2 separate regions of the Homo sapiens genome follow, and region 1 is linked to region 2. A link is a loop called in an ENCODE intact Hi-C map of the cell type or tissue named here. Cell type or tissue: GM12878. All regions are shown on one strand. Each heading gives the region's core, and the rest is flanking DNA. Links, peaks and the distances in the headings are about the cores only. Region 1 overlaps LMTK2 (lemur tyrosine kinase 2). Region 2 has its middle 74 kb from the start of TMEM130.

Evidence for each region. Hi-C counts contacts between places; a loop is a spot of excess contacts. Peaks named below come from ENCODE experiments on the same cell type or tissue, not always from the same donor. Only the 100,000 strongest peaks of a DNase experiment are listed, where the experiment ranks them.
Region 1: it touches region 2 in a loop (6-fold over the local background); 1 of 110 quality-filtered maps calls a loop at or near these places.

The regions. Positions count from the first base shown.
Region 1 is chr7:98,201,037-98,203,938 of GRCh38, forward strand. LMTK2 (lemur tyrosine kinase 2) reads left to right here. Exons shown (of 14, transcript NM_014916.4): 12 at 2,538-2,670. Among named protein-coding and RNA genes, the nearest start is that of BHLHA15, 9.0 kb to the right of the region's middle. RefSeq lists an enhancer at 2,557-2,736. In GM12878, for the core only: no CTCF peak of the experiment used is centred there; DNase peaks (open chromatin) are centred at 1,605 and 2,470; H3K4me3 peaks cover 930 bases; H3K27ac peaks cover 1,516 bases.
Region 2 is chr7:98,794,952-98,797,853 of GRCh38, forward strand. No RefSeq gene overlaps it. Among named protein-coding and RNA genes, the nearest start is that of TMEM130, 74 kb to the right of the region's middle. RefSeq lists an enhancer at 1,459-1,518. In GM12878, for the core only: no CTCF peak of the experiment used is centred there; a DNase peak (open chromatin) is centred at 1,360; H3K27ac peaks cover 1,789 bases.

The DNA of each region.
Region 1 (2,902 bases), core at 237-2,736, 590 kb before region 2:
TTTAAAAACCCATTTTTTTGCAGGATTCCTTTTATTTTTAAATAAATTCTCTTAGTTTTTTTTTCCATCTAAGACTATTTCACACTCATTCCTGAAGCCTGTTTTCTCTGAGTGTAGAATTCTGTGTTGATAATTGTTTTCTTTCAGCATTTTAAAAATGTATCCCTTCCTTCCACCCTCCACGGTCTCTCATGAGAAATTTGCAGTCACTCAGATCATTCTTCTCCTAGAAGTACAAGTGGAGCGTCCCTTATCTGAAATGCTTAGGACCAGAAGCATTTTAAATTTCTGATTTTTTCAGATTTTGGAATATTTGCATTATACTCACCAGTTCAGCATCCCAAATCTGAAAATTTGAAATCCCAAGTGCTCCAGTGAACACTTTGGGCGTCATGTCAGCGCTCAAAAGGTTTTGGATTTTGGAGCATTTTGGATTTTTGGTTTTCCGATTTGGGATGCTCAAGCTGTAATACATGTTTTATCCCTGGCTGCTTTCAAATCTTTGTCTTTAGCTTTCAGCAGTTTGATTATGGTGCATCTGAGGGTGGATTTCTTCGTGTGTGTGTTTTGTTTTGTTTTGTTTTGTTTTGTTTGAGACAGAGTCTTGCTCTGTCACTAGCTGGAGTACAGTGGCACGATCATAGGTCACTGCACCCTTGAACTCCTGGGCTCCAGTGATCCTCCCTCCTCAGCCTCCTGAGTAGCTGGGGCTACAGGCGTGCACCACCACGCCTAGCTAATTTTTAAATTGTTTGTAGAGACAGCATCTCACTGTGTTGCCCAGGCTGGTTTTGAACTCCTGGCCTCAAGGGATCCTCCTGCTTCAGCCACCCAAAGTGCTGGGATCACAGTTGTGAGCCACCCCACCTGGCCCAATTTCTTTGTATTTATCCCGTTTTTGTTTTGCTAAACTTAAATCTGTAGTTTTGTATCTTTCACCAAATTTAAGAAGTTTTCAGGCATTCTTTTCTTCTAGTACTTTTTCTGCCCCACGCCCTGTCTCCTCTCTTCCTGGGACTCCAGGGTTAGACCCTGTGTATTCTCTCATAGGTTCTGAGGCTCTGGTCCTTTCTTCCTCCAGGTTTTTTTTTTCTTGCTCTTGTTTGGATTGGGTGATTTCTGTTGCTCTGTCTTCAAGGTCCCTGATGATTTCCTTCGTCATCTCCATTATGCTGTTGAGCCCATCCATTGAATTGCTAGATTTTGGTTATTATACTTTTCTTTTCTGAGTTTTGCTTTTTGTCATTCTTCTTATCATCTGTTCCTTTGCTAAGATTTTCCCTATTTCTGTTCATGGTAAGAGTGTTTCCCCTTAGTTGTAGGAGCATTTTTATAATAGTCCTTTTTCAGATAATTCCAACATCTGTGGTACGGTGACACTGGCACCTGTTGATTGTCTTTTCCCAGGTAAATTGAGGTGTTCCTGGTTTTTGTATGTGAAGTAATTTTAGCTTTTGGATCCTCCTATCATGTTAGGCAGTCTGTGCCATGTGTAAATGCTGTGAATCATGTTGATACTTTTACCTTAGCAGGCCTTGACCCGGTGGGTGCAGGCCACAAGCTCCAAGCAGCCTTCTGTGGGTTGTGGTTTCAGTGTCAGCTCCCAGTTCCCCTTTCAAAGCCTTCGCTGTGCTGTTTGAACCTGCCCCACGTGTGTGCCCCGCACCCCACCCCGGTCTCCCCTGAGGTTCATTTTCAAAGCTTGGGTGTGTTCAGAGTCAGATCTACCACACACAGCCCAGGAGCCCCCCAGCAACTTCATCGGGTCACCTTTTTGAGCTCCTCCCTCTTCTGTGATGTCCCTGATACTTGCAGTTCTTTGGGCCTCTGCTTTCTGGTCCCCTAGCTAGAAAGTTGAGGCTTTAGTTACACGATGTGCCATACTTCCTGCAATCGCACGCGCATCTGGAGCCAAGCAGTGGGAGGACAGAAGGGAAAAAAACTCAGCGAGGGTCCCCTCCCGCTCGTGATCACAGTCCTCCAGTGGAGAGGAGGCTTCATGGCCCTCAGGATTATAGGCAGCTGTTGCCCCAGGATTGCTTGAGACTGGAGAGCAAGAGAACAGAGAAAAGAAGAAAGCTGGAATTCCCCCTTCTCTTTCTGAGCATCAGAAGACCCCCTTCCTGCTCCGAAGCCAGAACCAAGGGCTTCTCCTGGAGCACTGTGTCCAGGGCAGTGCCCACTTTGGATTCCGGGCTGACCTGAGTCCAGGCGGGGGATTGTGGAGGAGAAGCCGACACACTTGTTGCTGGTGGGTGGCACCTTGAGCACTGCCGCTCGTGCCCGCCTGCCTGCTGCTCTGCGCTTCTCTGCAGCCTCAGAGGGCTGCTTCATGCCTCTGCCGAGGTCAGAGCTGCAGGCAGAGGGAGAGACAGGGCCTAGTGTCTGTCCGTCCTCCCAGGCCTGGAGCCGCCCTTGTCTTGAGACGCTTACTTCTCAGTCGATGAGTCTGATGCGCCTGCCAGTGGGGAAGCGGTCACACGGGGGGTTCCCGTGAGCAGGCCTTTGCTGACAGGAGTTTCTGTTTGACTTTTCAGGAGACCCCAACCAAAGAGCTGGGGCCCTGTGGAGGAGAGGCGTGCGGCCCGGACCTGAGCGGCCCAGCCCCAGCCTCAGGCTCTCCCTACCTGAGCAGGTGCATCAACTCCGAAAGCTCCACCGACGAAGAAGGTATTTCACGTCATTGTCTAGTTTTAAAGGAAACTGAAAAATTGAGTAATGTAAAGGTTTTTTGAGGGTAACTTCCCATGTTGCTTTAATGACGCCCCCTGACATGGGCACAGAACTGCCATCTGCCAGCCGGGCCGGGCTGTGTCTTCCGACCTGCAGGGCGCACCTGCCCAGAGGCTCCCCCTCTCCCTCATCACGCAGTGATAAAAAGGGTGGGGTTTTATTTTTTATT
Region 2 (2,902 bases), core at 254-2,753:
TCCACTTAAATGGGGCACCTAGAGCAAGCTAATTCATAGAGACAGAAACTAGAATGGGGGTTACCAGAGGCTGGAGGAGGGAAATGGGGAGTTAGTATTTAATGGATAGAGTTTCAGTTTTACAAGATAAAAAATGTTCTGGAAATTCCTTACACAACAATGTGAATATACTTTTTTTCTTGAGACAGAGTCTCGCGCTGTTGCCCAGGCTGGAGTGCAGTGGCACCATCTTGGCTCACTGCAACGTCCATCTCCTGGGTTCAAGCAATTCTCCTGCCTCAGCCTCCCGAGTAGCTGGGATTACAGACACCCACCATCATACCCAGCTAATTTTTTTTTTTTTTTTGGTAGAGACAGGGTTTCACCATGTTGGCCAGGCTGGTCTTGAACTCCTGACCTCAGGTGATCCACCCACCTCGGCCTCCCAAAGTGCTGGGGTTACAGACATGAGCGAACGTGCCTGGCCAATGTGAATATACTTAACACTACTGAACTACTTTTTTATATTTTTTTTTTTTGAGATAGAGTCTCACCCTACCACCCACACTGGAGTACAGTGGTGCGATTTCAGCTCACTGCAGCCTTGACTTCCCTGGCCAAAGCAATCCTCCTGCTTCAGCCTCCCGAGTAGCTGGGATGCACCACCACACCTGGCTAACTTTTTTGTTGTTTTTTTTTAAAGACGGATCTCACTCAGTCTCCCAGGCTGAGTGCAGTGGTGCAATCTCAGCTCACTGCAACCTCCACCTTCTGGGTTCAAGCAATTCTTGTGCCTCAACTTCCCCAGTAGCTGAGACTACAGGCAAGCACCAGCACACTGGCTAATTTTTGTATTTTAAATAGAGATGGGATCTCACCATGTTGCCCAGGCTGATCTCAAACTCCTGGCCTCAAGCGATCCTCCTGCCTCGCCCTACCAAAGTGCTGGGGTTACAGGCATGAGTCACCACACCTGGTCAACTGTACACTCAAAATGGTTAAAATGGTAAATTTCATAGTGTTTATTCTACCACAACAAAAATGAATAAGTAGGGCTTTTTCAAGTGCTAGGGTTGCGGCGGGTCTTCAGGAAGGAGGTGGAGGTGGGCGCGTGGCAGATGGCTAGGATGGTCCCCAGAAGTGGCCAGGCCTCAGTCCAGAGCAAACGCGCTTCCCGAGCTCTCCTACTGGTTGGATCCCTGGCTCTTCATCCTTTTTGGCGTGATGGTGTTTTTGTTTGTGTGTCTTTTGCCATGACTAGTTTATGGATGCCCAAATTAAAAAGTCAGCTTCTAGAGTGAATTCTGAAAATGACTGCAGACTTCTTCAATAAAGAGCACAGCCAGGACTGTGCCACAGAAGAATTTCAAATCTCTAAGGGACGTGCCTTTCATTTTACACTTCCTGTTACTCATTTGGAGAACTCCATTATGTGAGTAAGAACTCACTTGTTCCTAGCTAAGTTCTTAAAACTAGATTCTTTGGTTCACATTTAAAAACTTTCAACTGGGCGTGGTGGCTCATGCCTATAATCCTAGCATTTTGGGAGGTCAAGGCAGGTGGATCATTAGAGGTCAGGAGTTCAAGACCAGACTGGCCAACATGGTGAAACCCTGTCTCTACTAAAAAAATACAAAAAAATTTAGCTGGGCGTGGTGGCCCACACCTGTAGTCCCAGCTACTCAGGAGGCTGAGGCAGGAGAATTGCTTGGACCTGGGAGGTGGAGGTCGCAGTGAGCCGAGATCATGCCACTGCCCTCCAGCCTGGGCAACAGAGTGAGACTCTGTCTCAAAAACAAACCAACAAAAAAAGTTTTTATGGCTGGGTGCAGTGATTCACACTATAATCCCAGAACTTTGAGAGGCTGAGGCAGGAGAATTGCTTGAGACCAGGAGTTCAAGACCAGCCTAAGCAACATAGTGAGACCCTGTCCCTACAAAAGAAAAAAAAAAAATTAAAAAGCAACAAGGCATGGTGGCGTGCACCTGTAGTCCCAGGTACTCGGGAGGCTGAGGCCGGAGGATCACTTAAGCCCAGGACCTTCAGGCCGCAGTGAGCTGTGATCATGCCCCTGCACTCCAGGCTGGGCAACAGAGTAAGGCGTCGTCTCAAAAAGAAAACAACAAAAATACACAATTTTTTCAAATATCCGATAGCTTTACAGGGGCTGAATATAAAAGTATTTGCACTTAAAAATAAAAAAGCCACTCCAAAGTAGCCCAGGGACTTTGCTGTCCCCAGGATGGGCAGAACGGACAAGTGGGTGTCGCCCTGGGTGCCTGGCAAACCTGGAACCAGTTCTCCCACATATCTTGGTGCTGGGGCAGACTACCCTCGGTCTGGAAGGGGGCCCACTTTGTCTCCATAAATCACCAGGCAGAAACAGCTCTGGGCACCTGTCACATGAGATTAAATTTAGATAATGGGGCCCTTGGGAGGCATGGGGCTGATGCCACGCAGGAGGCCAAGGAGCTCAAGGGTGTTCTTCGTGTTCCGCTGTGTCAGAGGCCGACGGAGGGTTTCAGGAGTATAGATGCTGTCACTGCACATTTGCAGATGGGGCAGAGCAAGGGATGCTGGGCCTGAGTTGAGAGCCCTGAGGACTGGATGTGGCCAAATGGACAGACAGAGCAGCTTCTTGTCCATGAAGTCTTTTTAAACAATTATTTTTAACTTTTTTGGAGACAAGGTCTTGCTCTGTGCCCCAGGCTGGAGTGCAGTGGCGCCATTATAGCTCACTGCAGCCTCCTGCTCCTGGGCTCGAGTGATCCTCCCACCTCAGTCTCCAGAGTAGCTGGGACCACAGGTGCACACCACCACGCCTGGCTAATTTTTTTTTATTTTTTGTAGAAATAGAGTGTCTCCTGGCCGGCCGCGGTGGCTCACACCTGTAATCCCAGCACTTTGGGAGGCCGAGGTGGG